Regions from separate parts of the Homo sapiens genome. Here region 2 is linked to region 1. A link is a contact called in ENCODE Hi-C or POLR2A ChIA-PET data. All regions are on one chromosome and are shown on one strand. Each heading gives the region's core, a stretch centred on a gene start or an enhancer-like site at or near the end of the contact. The rest is flanking DNA. Distances are from core to core; before and after follow the strand shown. Region 1 overlaps ESRRG (estrogen related receptor gamma). Region 2 has its middle 92 kb from the start of ESRRG.

Evidence for each region. Hi-C counts contacts between places; a loop is a spot of excess contacts on that map. ChIA-PET counts read pairs that join two places held with the same protein, here RNA polymerase II (POLR2A). Pooled maps may share reads with other maps.
Region 2: a loop to region 1 is called in a pooled map of gastrocnemius medialis, with 2.4 times the contacts of the local background. The contact joins two enhancer-like sites. A Hi-C loop is called at or near these places in 2 of 168 maps with a recorded cell type or tissue (Caco-2 and gastrocnemius medialis) and 2 of 50 pooled maps. POLR2A ChIA-PET finds 5 or more read pairs at or near these places in 1 of 52 experiments (WTC11).

What each region holds. Positions count from the first base shown.
Region 1 is chr1:216,597,377-216,604,423 of GRCh38, reverse strand. All of the region lies in intron 3 of ESRRG (estrogen related receptor gamma), which reads left to right. Among named protein-coding and RNA genes, the nearest start is that of ESRRG, 120 kb to the left of the region's middle. RefSeq lists enhancers at 2,925-3,024, 3,405-3,504, 3,350-3,918, 5,460-6,187 and a silencer at 3,125-3,304. Within about 2 kb of position 3,108, at least 28 of the 41 ENCODE cell types and tissues checked have a DNase peak (open chromatin) inside an H3K27ac peak, as active enhancers do; they include gastrocnemius medialis, where a contact is called at or near this core.
Region 2 is chr1:216,811,949-216,818,995 of GRCh38, reverse strand. It overlaps a transcript of ESRRG not described here. Among named protein-coding and RNA genes, the nearest start is that of ESRRG, 92 kb to the right of the region's middle. Within about 2 kb of position 3,340, at least 7 of the 41 ENCODE cell types and tissues checked have a DNase peak (open chromatin) inside an H3K27ac peak, as active enhancers do; they include gastrocnemius medialis, where a contact is called at or near this core.

The DNA of each region.
Region 1 (7,047 bases), core at 1,859-4,358:
GACAGTTGGCACAGTTTCTAGCTTTCTGTGACACTCTCAGATGAAGCCCCATTGTGCACTTGGGAAAGCCGAGCACTGGCCACTGGCTTTGACTCCTCTGATACCAGTCTCAGTCCAACAGGCCCTCTTCACTGAGCTTCTAGATTCTGATGTGCCGAACACTTCCTTTTATTCCCACAATTTCCAGAGGCAGTAGTTGCTTCCTGTAGTTACAATCCCTGTTCAGTTTTTGCTCCTGTAATTCTCCAACACCCTTTGGACCAAAGTTTTCATATTGAATTCTCCCTGTTGAAGTGCCTACTGTGGTTTCCGATTCACTGTCTGGACTCTAACACAGGTGGAACCGCAGTTTCCTAATTTTATGTACACTCTTTCTTTTAATGTCACGCCCTCATTTCCTCACAGGATGCTAGAATGTGTGACTAGGGTGTGATGGCATAAGTTAAACAATTTTTCTTTCCTTTTTTTTTTTTTTTTTGTTTTTTTGTTTTTTTTGATTCAGAGTCTCTGTCGCCCAGGCTGGAGTGTAATGGCACCATCTAGGTTCTCTGCAACCTCCGCCTCCTGGGTTCAAGTGATTCTCATGTCTCATCTCATCCCGCCGAGTAGCTGGGATTACAAGTATGCACCAACATGCCTGGCTAATTTTGTATTTTTAGTAGAGACGTGGTTTCCCCATGTTGGCCAGGCTGGTCTTGAACTCCTGGCCTCAAGTGATCCACCTGCCTCGGCCTCCCAAAGTCCTGGGATTATAGGCGTGAGCCACGGTGCCCGGCTGATTTTTCTGTCTTCTTTAATGGGAATCTCCAAGTTTTATAGAATGGCTTGAAAATTACTGAGGTCAGTGAATAACTGTCTTTGGTTTTTTATCTTTTGCTTATGTCTCCGACTTAAACTGATCTGCAATGAAAGCTCTTTTGTAGAATATTCACAGGGTCTTTAGCATTCAATAGTGTCTTTTTTTCTGGTGAGGATTAAGTACAAATCTTTCCACATCTAGCTAAGTCAAACCAGATAAGGCAGATAGGTAAAGTTATAACAAATATTTGCATGCTACTTCAATGAAAGTTAGGGTCAGTTCACAGATTGTATCAGTCTTTTGGAGAATGGATGCCTGAGATAATTTTGAAAAATTTTGTGTAGAACATGGGCTTTGAGTTATATTTTAAAATAAGGAGTTTATTGTTAAAAAAATAAGAGGGAATGCTAATGAAAATGAAATATTTTTAAGCTACATAGATTAATTTCATTCAAAAATGTCATTTCAGCATCTTTAATCATTAAAATGGGATTTTTTGTAATATCAAATATAAAATCAAGAAAATTAATGTGGTATTCTGATCAGTGTAGATAGCAACTAAATTCAGTAATTCAAGTAAAAAGATAATGCTTTAAGATCTCTATTATTAGATTTTGCTATCTATAGCAATTGAATTAAAAGAGTCTCTCCATCTATATAGATGGGGCTATATAGATGTAGTTTAACACTAAGTTATAATACAGCTGAAAAACTGTTTTGTCTTAGTTTTCTTCATGTAGACAATGAAAACAATGTCAGATTATTGATCAAGTATTAATTTAAAGACTAAATTAATTTATAGCCAATTTGCATTTATTTTCTGAACATTGAGCTTGTGGAAAATCATTTCAGTGTTCGGTTAAACTGTGAAGATGTTGCTTGGCTAGGCAATTCATTGTATCATTATTTTGAAAACATAGTTCATAGTAATATATAGTGTATGTCAGGGAAATTCTTGTGAAATTTTAGAATAATCCTTGCAGATCTTCTCTCCGCTGCACAATCACCAATCCACTTGGGAACATTTAACTCAGAATAGATAATCCGGGGAGCTTGGTGTTAAAATGGCCAAAGTGTTCCAGGTCAGGCTGGGGATTAAACTGACACAATAGTTCATGGAAAAATTCTATTAGCACCTGTTACAGTTGGCCCTAGTTCTGATTTTCTTATCTCAGTCTTATTGTTTGAAAAATGTAAAGAAACAGATTATACTTGGTATTGATGAATCTTTGCCTTCACAAACAACATTTTATTTTTCGCATTATGTTTTGTATCAAAAGCTTGTTACATGTATGTACCTAGAACAGTCACAAAGTCTTTCAGGCTCATGACAAGTGAGGGTGTGTGACCCTTTAGCCTCTTCTAGTAAATGTAATGGAAGAGGAACCATGTACAACATAGTTACTCCTCAGTGATTCTACAAAATCCCTGAAAATTTTGAAAGCTGCCTTTACTACGGCACTTTCTTTGCTAATGGGGATAATACCCCTAACTGTGTGTGATATAACAACTATATTTAAAATTGAGGAATTTAAGTAGAACACAGAAAGGCTAGGATTTACTCAGACATTCCATACATTTTTATCCAATGCTTATTTCCTAGCTGTGTGATCTTGGGCAAGTCATTCAACCATTTTAAGCCTTCACTTTGTTGTTGTTAATTAAGAGGATTTTAATAACGCTCCCAAAGGCCCTATCGGTTGTAGGGCTTTGAATGGATTTCAGTGTTTAAAGATAAGTAGGGTACTTTTTAAAAATTCCAGAATGTTACAAAGTATATTATAGAAAGCCTGGCAGATAACCAATAATAATTAAGGAGCTATAAACATAATACTCTTTTTTGAACTTGATGCAAGCCCCTTCATCTATGCCTTTATTTCTCTTTCTAAATCTTAAGTAACATCTGCCTCCTGTTGTGATTAATGAAATAATATTCCAACTTGTGGGCAAGAGGGGAGTGGGTCCAACAGCTCTTGCAAGGGACCTGGGAAATACGCCACTGAAAAGAACGCAACTTGTACGAAATAGGTAAATCCCAAAGCCACCACATTTCTGCCCTGATTAAGGGCACCCCCTTGCTTATTCACTTTGAAGTCTTCTTCCTCTGTCATAACCAAGACAACTCGCGACAAGGAATCCTCTTCAGGAAATGTGTTAAGTCTTATCCGCACTTGTGTCTCTGATGCGCTCCCTCCAGCTTTCTTTTCTAGGATGCTTGGAGCCCCCCTCCTTCGCGGCGTTGGAGCGGGCTTTGGTTTCTGTTTGAAGCCCGGCGTCGGCTCCGGACGCGCGCAGCGCCCTCCGCGGTGGCTCCCAGGAAGTCCCTGGGAGTCTGCGGAGGGAGCCCCTGGGAGGCCCAGGGGTGGGCGCGGTCCGACGGCCGGGTGTCCTTCACGGGGCGTCCTTTCCACCCAGCTGTCCATGGAGCGAGCAGAGCCCCTGGCCGAGCGCCCGCCCGGGAGCCCGGGGCAGCCTGCGGGTGGCAGTGGGCAGGAGCCCGCGTTCCAAGCCGGCCTTGCTCCCCAACCCGCTGCTGCCGCCCGCGCTGCCGGGCTTCCTAGGCCTCCGCGAGGGCCTCAGCAACCCACGGGAGCCCAATCCAGGCAGAGAACCGGGGAGGAACGCCGAAGCAGCTCTTTCTCCCTCATAATTTGAGATGCTATTTTATCATCAACAGTCTGTGTTCAGACAGGAAAGATTGGGCTGAATAAATGTGTCCGGGAAACAGGATGCAGCCTGCGTCCAACCAGAGCGCGGCGGTTGTGTCCTGTGACCCGCTGTGAGGCTGATCATTCTGCATTGTTTACTCTTGTGCGTACATTTCAAAACACGGAATTACATCCGGAAATCTGGGTGAAAACGACATGGTCCCTAATTGTAAAGTTTTTTCACAGGACTTCAGATAAATGCAGTCATCTGTATACCTCAAGAGTGGATTTATTTATTTGGGATTTTTTTTTAAGACTTTATTTTTAAAATAACTAATGGGTACTAGGCTTAATACCTGGGTGATGAAATAACCTGCACAGCAAACCCACATGACACAATTTTACCCATGGAACAAGCTGCACATGTACCCCTGAACTTAAAAGTTAAAAAACAAAACAAAACAAAAACCCAGCACTTTTAGGCTGACAGCAAAATTGAGCAAAAAGTACAGAGTTAATATCCCCTGACCCGCCCCCCTTCATCCATACCCTCCCTCATTATCAACATTTCCCAGTAGACTGGTACATTTGTTAACAATCGATGAATCCGCATGGATACGTCATTATTACCCAAAGAAGTCCATAGTTTATGTGGGGGTTCACTCTTGGTGTTATACATTCTGTGGGTTTTGACAAATGTATAATGACACGTATCTACCATTATAGTATTACATAGAATGGTTTCAGTGTCCTAAAAATCCTCTCTGCTCTGCCTAGTCACCCTTCCCTTCCCCAACCCCCGGCCAAAATGGATTTAAAAGAAAAATAACGTATCAGACCAGAAGTTTCTCCCTAATTAGTTGCTTGTTTTCCTCATGGACTGCTTCCGGCTCCTAGAGAAGACATCATAGCATGAAGCATTCTTGCACGGTTTAGGTTTTGTTAACAGGGGCTATTAGTGTGTGTGACTTCTTAATCCCCCTTCTGCTGAGGGGCATCTCCAGCCCAGTTTTAATTAACAGGGAAATGCTCATATTATTTTGGTACACTGATTATAGGCGAAGCCTAAGTGGAAGTCACTTTGGTGTCCCAAGGGATTTCCGTGTTAAAAATGCATAGGGTACCTTTTTCTTCTCTTTCTTTTTTTTTTTTTCCTGTTAATTCTCCTCCTCCATGAACTCCAGATAAGCAGCAGGCCCGAGCCAGATTTCATTACTATCACGCACTCTTCATGGTCATCTTTTAATATTTGAAAGGATCATTTGTTAACTGGAAATGGTCAATTTTTTTTTCTTTGGCTTTTGAAATATAATTTTCAATTTTTAATTTGATTCATTTAGATGAAATCATTAATCAGGGTTGAAACTGAGTTAATTTTCTGGAAAATAAATGAGGTTGTTAGAGTGAACATTATTAAGTGGGCTCTTTGTAAGAAAGGGATAATAGCTGAAAATATGGAATACTTGGAGAACTGTAGCACTTGGGTAAAAATCGAAAGGATTTTTTTTCCTTGTTAAGTGGAATAATTCATTTTCAAAATTAGATCAGAGGATTTTTAGCATTAAGCATAATAAACACCCCATTAATTATATTAGAAATTGTAAATAGCAAAGCTTCAAGAAATTGTAAGGAAAGTACACTGTGTAAAGTTCTTCTTGTTGTGAGATGTTAGGACATATACTTTCTGATGTGGTTTTACTTTTTCTTTTGAAATGACTTGTGAACCAGTACTAGCTTTGGTATATTTCATCTCTTGTGTCTCTGGTTAAATTTTCAAGATCTTTAATTGTGGGTTGATTATAAAATAAATCAGAAAAAATTTATTGGAACCCCCTATGAATATCTAAACCTCTAATATTTTTCATTTTCTGACACTTTGCAATCTGATTTGCAACCAATCTCCTTCAGATAATCTTCTTTTTTAACTACATGTACCATACCCATAACTTCACCTAAGTTCCCAGATCCCTCTTGCACTCAAGCATTCAATTTATAACATATTATTTTAAATATTGATTATTTAATATTTCTTTCTATAGGTATGTTTTCTTCCTTACCTAGATTTCAAAAGCTTTGAGTGTCAGAATTGTGTCTTTGTATACCATATGCTCTTCTCTGCACACAGTAGGCATTAAATTAATTCTTTTTGACTGACTGACTCAGTGAATTATGGGAAACTGATGAGGTATACAAATAGCTTAGAAGCAAACCCAGATCCCAGACCATATCAAGCCTCTTTTTTTTTTCCAGCCAAACCTGGATCAAGTTTTAGCCATTAAAGAAGAAAGCATATTTCACTGACTTGCTGTGAGAGCACAGCATGACTTTAAGTGATTAGGATGGTGAGCAAAATACCCTTCCCAAGAAAACAAAGAAAGCTGAGATTTGGCCAGACATCCAGCCACCTCAATTCACCATTTAAGTAAGATGCAGGTCACTGGAGAATTCCCTGCTCATTGTTGCTTCTAATTGTTGCCTCCATTTTTTCATTTCTTACAGTCTCACAAGGTGGGTTGTTCCATATGAACAATTTCTTTCAGCGATTTTTGTTGAATATTCTATATAGAGAAGTTCCCATTAATGCAGTTCAAGAGATTTTTATTGGCACTCCCACAAATGCCACATCTATTTGCAGATACATGTAGCAGCCACAGTCCACTCAGCCACCAGAGGTTCCAAGCTAAACCTGCTTAGAGCTTAAATTTAGCTGGCAGGATGAATTGCACCATAGATTCAACCTGTCTATGTGTTTCTCTACAGTTTTTCTATTCACAGTTCTATATTTCCTATAAAACAATATAAATGGAGGATTAAATTGAACTATTGGTCTTTAGAAGTCAACATGTATCTCAAAGATGCCCTTCCATTCCTTGATCTTGGTAAGTTAATATGTATGAAGTATTCAGGGCAGTGAATGTTCCACAATATACATTTAATAAATGTAAATTATTGTTATTATTATTCACTGAAACAATAAAGAAGGGAAAAGCCTATATGGGTTGATAGGTATACTGTGGAATATTGTATGTGAATGTGGATGTACATATGTGTCACCCTTCACACTGTAGGTTGAATGAAGGTCTTTCTAAAATACGAGTATGATCAAGTCACTCATTTTCTGTCCCCTTCATTTATCCACACTACGTCACTCCTTAAATCCATCAGTGGCTCTAGAAGTATTATAAGCTGAAATCTCCATTTCATTGAGTGATTTCTCAGGATCTACAGGACCAAGTCCCTTCATACATTTCACATTTTGTAGTATCTCAGTTATCAGTAATCCACATTTCCAAATCAGCACTGTCAAATAGAACTTTCTGCAGTTATGGGAGTGTTCCATGATTCCACTGTCTAATATGATAGTCACTGACAACATGTGACTGGGAAGCATTTGAAATACAGCTAGGGTACCTGAGTAGCAGCATTTGAAATTTTATTTTATTTTAATTAAGTTACATAACACATGTTAGAAAACACAGTTCCAAATCCTGCTTTTTCCTGCTTTTCTGCCACAGCTGTTCTCTGTGACTGAAATATCCTTCCATCTTCTTCATGCACAGACACCTTCGCAACTCAACACAGTGATGCCCAAGTTCCTTC
Region 2 (7,047 bases), core at 2,091-4,590, 210 kb before region 1:
AAATGTGGTATATATACACCATGGAATACTATGCAGCCATAGAAAAGAATGAGATCATGTCCTTTGCCGGGACATGGATAGACCTGGAAGCTGTTATCCTCAGGAAACTAACACAGGAACAGAAAATCAAACACCACATGATCTCACTTATAAGTGGGAGCTGAGTGATGAGAACACATGGACACATCGGGGGAACAACACACACTGGGGGCTGCGGTAGGTGGAAGGGAGGAAGTGAGAGCATCTGGAAGAATAGCTAATAGTTGCTGGGCTTAATACCTGGGTGATGGGATGATCTATGCAGCAAACCACCATGGCACACATTTGTCTATATAACAAACCTGCATATCCTGCACATGTACCCTGGAACTTAAAATGAAAGTTGAAGGAAAAAAAAAAAGAAACCCACAGCAGCCACTGGAAGATAGCTGCTAATTCTTGGCAATGAGGGCATGAGCTAAGAGGATGAGGACCATGCCAGGCATCTTGTTGAACAGGGCATCTGATGACCAGTGTGCCGTTTCTTTTTCCTAGAGTGTCAAGTGCCCTCCAGAAGTGCCCATGCCAAACCAGATGATGGTTCCTTATTCCTCTACAATTTTCTAGTCCTTGTTACAATATTGAATAATGCCTGATAGGCACTCTCATCTCCCTGCAAGGGAAGGTGAGTGAAGCAAAAATAAAATGCCAACCTTAGCTCTTCTCAGTATTTAAATGCAATATTATATTATAGTATCAATCCATTCATTGGTAATGAAATGACAAAAAACGTCACTTCATTTCCCCCCATCAATAATGACAACTTTTCTTCTTCCCAAAAAGCTGTTTCAGGAGGTTTTAGTGGGATGAATAAATGTATTCCTTTTTAACACTTTTGTTGTTTAAAAATGCTATTGTTTCATTTGAGGTGTGAGGAAATGTGCTAACCCTGTCATTGTTGGTGCAGCAGTGCAGAAATGATAACTGTATATAGTTTTTTCTTTTTACAAAAATAGAGAGGAGCAAGAAGGAGACAACTTATTTAAATCCCGAATACAGTCAGACCTCATATGCATTGTTAAAAAAAAAAGCCCTGAAGAATTGCATATGGATTAGAGGGATGAATATTCTATTATTTCAGTCTGTTCTGCTGATCTTCTTATTGTGACTTTGTGCTTCAGAAATCTGCTAGGAATTTGGCTTTGCCGTAGTAGGCAGTAATTTTAAATGTGTATCAAGCACTTGATAGTGTATGATTTGCGTGCTGTTGCATTCCTATTCCCTAAATTTTCCACCAATTTATTACTTTTTTCATACTGTTTTAATATTTCAGGATGATGAATATATACAGCATCATTAAAGGTAAATAAAAAATGCATGAAATTAAAAAATGGAATATTAGATGTTTCTTTGCTGTAATCCCTCGGCCCAATAGGAATGAAATGTCTCTGTTCTGTCGAGTAATCCCTAAACATGATTAGGAACCTGGGAGTGTCCACACAGCCCACATAATATTTGTATCATCTAAGCCTATTTATGTAAGGTTTGAGTAAAAGTTGTTATTAGAAGACCTATAAACCCATTTTACAATTCCGAAAGATATGCTTGCCTCTTAATCTTTTCTACCTTTATTATTTTTCCTGGAGTTGATGACAATGTGTTCCTAATTCATTTTTCAGAATGCTATTATGGTACATCTTTTTCATACTCAGATGATACATTGGCTATTCTATTGAAATACATTTTTAAGACCACAGATTGAGTTCAGCAGTTCATTTGCATCTGGTAGCTCTTTTCTCAATATTTGTAGAAAGGAGAAGAGTTCATTTCCTAGGGTCTTTTCACAACTTCCAGACATTATTTGAATGTGTGTTTAGGGTAAGTTTTGCCAAAATATTTCGCCTTTTAAGAAAGTCTGCTCCATATTGACCCACAAAACCTGTGTTTTTTTTTTTTTATCATTTTCTTTCTTTAATAACAATGGTTTGCACTCTTTGATGCTTTCCTACAAAATTGTTTAAATTTGGTTGTGATATTTGAAAGAAGGCGGTCAGTGTTTTCTAATGAGAATATCTGGTTACTGAAAGTTTAAGGAATGTTTTCTCTAAACCTTGAGTAGGATAATGAAACCGTGATAGATGCCCCACATTGTTTGAATCACTTATTTGGGAAGATATTTTTCTTTATTAGCAAATCTTCAATGTTTGCCTTCTTTGAAAGCCTTCTTTTTAGGGGGACTTGTTTCAAAACATCTTAAAAGTCGTATGTATGATTCGTTTATTTCTCTTCCCTTCAATGAGATTTTAGTGGATACAAAGCATCTCTTAACTCAGTTTAGATCTTTTAAATGTGCAAATATTGATCTAGCAACTGCATGTCAAAACTCTTGAATTTCAGGAAACTTAGGCATGCACCATTTGCAACTCTATTCCAGATATGTTAAAGTACTCGGGTGTGTTTCTTAGAGTGTGATTCTTTTACTGTAGCTTAATGCTTATTTGCTTTTGGCCTAGCCACAAAAGGCATTATGTTAGTATTCACTGTTTAACCAACATCATGGAATGTGAAGATCAGTGGCTCTTTTTTTTAAATTGACAAATAAAAATTGTATATATTTATTGGGCACAACATGTTTTGAAATATGTGTACATTGTGGGATGGTTAAATTGAGCTAATTAACATGTGTATTACCTCACATACTTATCATTTTTAATAGCTCCTATTAAGTCCACAATTATGAGATGTGTTATTAAATGACCACGGTTTGTAATGAACACCCATGAATGTGATATATTTTGAAACCATGTTCCATACAGTACTCCAGGATGTGATGTGATAAGACCTTTAAACCTTTGCTCCCATTTCGGCGAGTTAACTCTGATGACCCACGATGAATGCTGGTAGTGAAAGAGGTATTTCTTTAGCATCTGTGCAAGTCAAGTTCAAGTTGGCTTTTCCTACAGACACCAGGTTTGAGCAGAGGAGCTGCAGCGTTGTTCCTTTACACTTTGCATGTGAGCCATTTGGTATCCAGGCTGCCAGCAATCATAAACATTTTCCTCTGGAAGCCACTTCCTGTGTGTGTGTGTGTTCCCCAATATGCAGAAAAACAAGTGACACCAAATAACATATGGCCAATAGACCCCTGGATGAACTTGACTCCTAGGCAGGCATTTAAGAGCTGGGGGCGGGGAATAGTTTTAAATAGTCTACACCCTTATGCTACAAAAATTAGCCAGGGAGCATGTGCTTTCGTAATGGTCCTGTGACAGGGCTGCTTCATTGTGTTCAGTGCGGCGGAAATCTGAGCCTCCCTCCACCAGCTGCGCTGAACCGAACACAAATGTCTCGGGTTCAGTTGGCAGATAAAGCACTGTTGTGTCGCAACTGCAGTATGTGGGGGCTACCAGGTGCAGCCAAGCCAGGGAGGCCTGAGCCCGGGTGGTCTTTTTCCCAGGGCAGGTGGCACAGAGCCCCAAAAGGAGAGAGAAAAATCTGGGCCACTATTCTGGAAATTTTCTGGATTAGGTGTGTAGCATATCCCACTCCACAAAGCCCTTCCAGATAATGCCAAACCAACAATTTAGAGGGCAGTGTTGTCTGTGGGTTAGAGCTCAGCCTCCTCAGTTGGCTCCCAGCTGTGTGGCCATTTACTTAATGTCTCTGTACCTCAGTTACCTTATTTGTAAACTTTGGATGATAATATTATCTACTAAGAAGTAGATACTAACATTGTACAAGGTAATCCTTTTAAAGCCCTGAGCATGGTGCCTGGCACATAGTCAGCACTGAACAATGTCAGCACAGTGAAGCTCTCATTTTCAGTGTGTGCAATGCTTTTGGTTTTATATATGGAGAAACTGAGGCTGTAAATAATGTGCTCACCTAAGACCACTTGGCCCAGAATAGATTTCACATTTCCTGGCTTTCATGCTATTATGCTAACCGCTAATCTATGCTTCTTCCCTGCGTCAAGCCCTTAACATTCCTATTCTTGATTAAAGTGAGGGGAGGATTTAAGAAAATAATGGTAAGAAATAACCTCATAGAGATTAACTTAATCTGCTGCATCTCATCTTTGGTGCTGAACATCTTTGAAATAAATAACAATCTGTTTTCAATCAGTATCTCCTCACAGCTAAAATTATCAAATTTTAAAAATATAAGTTTTACGTTCTTGGGGAAATTGGCAAGTTTTGACAATAATTATTTTTGGCAACTGTGGAGTCTAGTATGTTTCTGAAACTATCCACCGACATTTAAACGGGCTCTGAGCCTTGGACAGAAAAAGGCAGAGAAATGTTTACAGTTTATAGTTGTGAAGGTGTGCTGGAGTATTTTGCCTCAAGCAATACAGAAACTCCTGGGATGAGCAAAAAGCGCATTTCAAAGTGAAAGACTGAGGAAGGTAGCAGAAATATTACATGGTTAGGTTAAAAAACATTTATAAGGCTGGATTTAAAAGCATAGAAAATGAGAAATCTTTATGCTGCTTCTATTAATAATGAGTTGTGTCTGTATTCACAAATTAGTTTGCAAGTTAATATTTGGATTTGGCTAAACAACTGCTTATTAATTTTTTGAGATGAAAAAGTTGAGTTCACCAGTTATTTGAGTGATTTTGACCAGCAATTCCCCAAACAAGCAAACAAAACTGTTTATATAACCATCGTATAATTCAACTCCCTGTAGGTTGTGAATTTCATTCTACAGATGGAATTCTCTTCCACCCCAAAAATAAATACTAAATAAGCACAGGTCTGCTGCTCATGTCCACAGTGCAGTCAGGCTGCTAATTTGGTTTGATTACTAGATATGGCCCAGTGGTCCAGGGGTGTTTCTTCTCAGCAAATGACAATAGCATTGTGGTGGGGAGAGAAGCATCATTTTTTTTTTTCCCATGACCAAGGACTTAAGCCTTTTGGGCACATTAGCACTACTTTCAGCAGTAATGCAAAATGGGAAATAATTGGGTTGAGGAGCTCCTGGGATATTAGTGGTGCTGCAGGCAGGAAAGCAGGCATTGGAAAATAAATGACAAATTAGCATGCTTAATCTCTTTATTGTGAATCAGATGCCACAGCAGAGGCTCATAATACATTAATAAACACCAGTTAATGCAACTGAGATACTATTCCTCAAATTCACAAGAGTGGTAAGAATTCTTTCCTAGGGGAATGAGTGTGTTTTCTGAGTGATGTCCCCCCGACATAAGCAGGACTTTGTAGTACAAATCTAGGGAAAGAAGAATAACAATTATGTGTGTATAGTGTGCAGGCACTTATGATCACTTTCATGCATATCCACCTGTCTGAGCTTCACTATGACATCCCTGAAAAAGGCAGGTTTTACTATTTCACCACTTTACAGACAAGCCACAGATGGACTTAAATGACTTCCAAACATTGCTCACCATTGGTCAAGCGAAGAATTGAATCTTAATTTTCTGGCTTCAAAAAAATATATGTTCTTGCCACCCTATCACCCAACCTATGTAGAATTAAAATAGATACTAGTTATAAATCTGTATTATACAGATTCGATATCCTCTGAGTTGGGACATACTCCATGACCCATTATAACTAAGTTCCATAATATTACAAGTATAACGAGATTCCTGAATATTATTAAGTTACTGATACCACAAAGTCTTCCTTTACATGTCCTTTATAACTCAAAAGAGTCCCATGACATTTCCCATATGGAAACTCTGAGACACACAGAGGGTCACAGCTGAGCCACTTAGTGTCCAGAATTATCACTAACCAGGCTTGGCAAGGTTATGACTTGAGGTGCTCTGACTTGTAGCTGATCATATCACGTGTTTAACAGACGAATGTATCTGAGTCGTGGGTTTTCTACTCTAGCATTTCCAGAACATGAATCAGCCATCACAGCTCACGAGATCTGTTAGTGACTGGGCATCTGTGTAGCAACTGCATCCAGCTTAATTCTAGTTACTCCTCTAGCTTGTACTCCACAGCATTCAGCTGTTCAGCTGCACAGCATTCTTTTGTCTCAGTTAACATCATGTTTTGTAATTATTCCAATACTTGTTATGGAGCCTGATATTTTTGTATATGGAACCCCTTCTGTCCTCATTTATATCAGCCCTATCCTCATTGCTATATGGCATAGAAAATAGACCCTAAATTCATGTTTTTTGGTCAACTGACCTGAGGGACTTTGGGCAACAATGAGTTCTTCTTGGATGTTTATTCAAGAGGATGTACTATACCATCAGTAAGGATATGATCACAGTAGTAATGAGAAAGAGAAATGAGTATCTGGCCAAGGTCATGGAGAAAACAGGGTGGATTAAAAAGATGAGCAAGAGCTGGAAATCATAGAAATTGAATTTATATTTGAGCCAGAGTTACCAAATTTATTTCTAAGAAAGAAAGACTGATTGCTAAAGAGAGGAAGACAAAACCTAGTATATAGTGAAGAATGCCAAAAACAAACCTATATTCTTATAGCATCTATGAGTGCTATGTCTGTGTGGTCAAAAATAGTTATTCTTTTTTTTTGCCATGTTCATTATGCAATCTACTACATGAACACACAGCTCTGCAGAAATTGGAGACCAAGGGACTCCCCGAAATAAGTAAATAGAAAAATTACCCATTGAGTGGTTGTGCAGATATAACCTTATTTTTAAATTTGGTTTTTGCAAAGCAGTTCAATGTATATCTACTTATGGTTGTTCAATAAAAGCAAAAATTTCCCTATTCTTTCAAATTGAGCTTTAAAGAAATATGTTAAAAACAGACAAGGTTAAAAAAATCAAGGATTTACTTATTTTATATAGTAACTCTTTAAGCATATGTTTGACTCTTTAACGTAATTGTTTCTTTTGGTATCTTCTCTGGAGAGTGGGACTTGGAGATTTCCAGGGTAATTATGCCTCCTACCTTTCTAAGGACAGTCTGTTACTGTTTTCCCTAAATAACCTTTGATCATATAATGGATAAACAGTATTACCTCTGTTTTAATGACCTCCCTGATTTGACAGTGGCCGGCCGTGTGCCAGAGTCAGCTCCTTGGACACTGCTTTTGTTCTACATT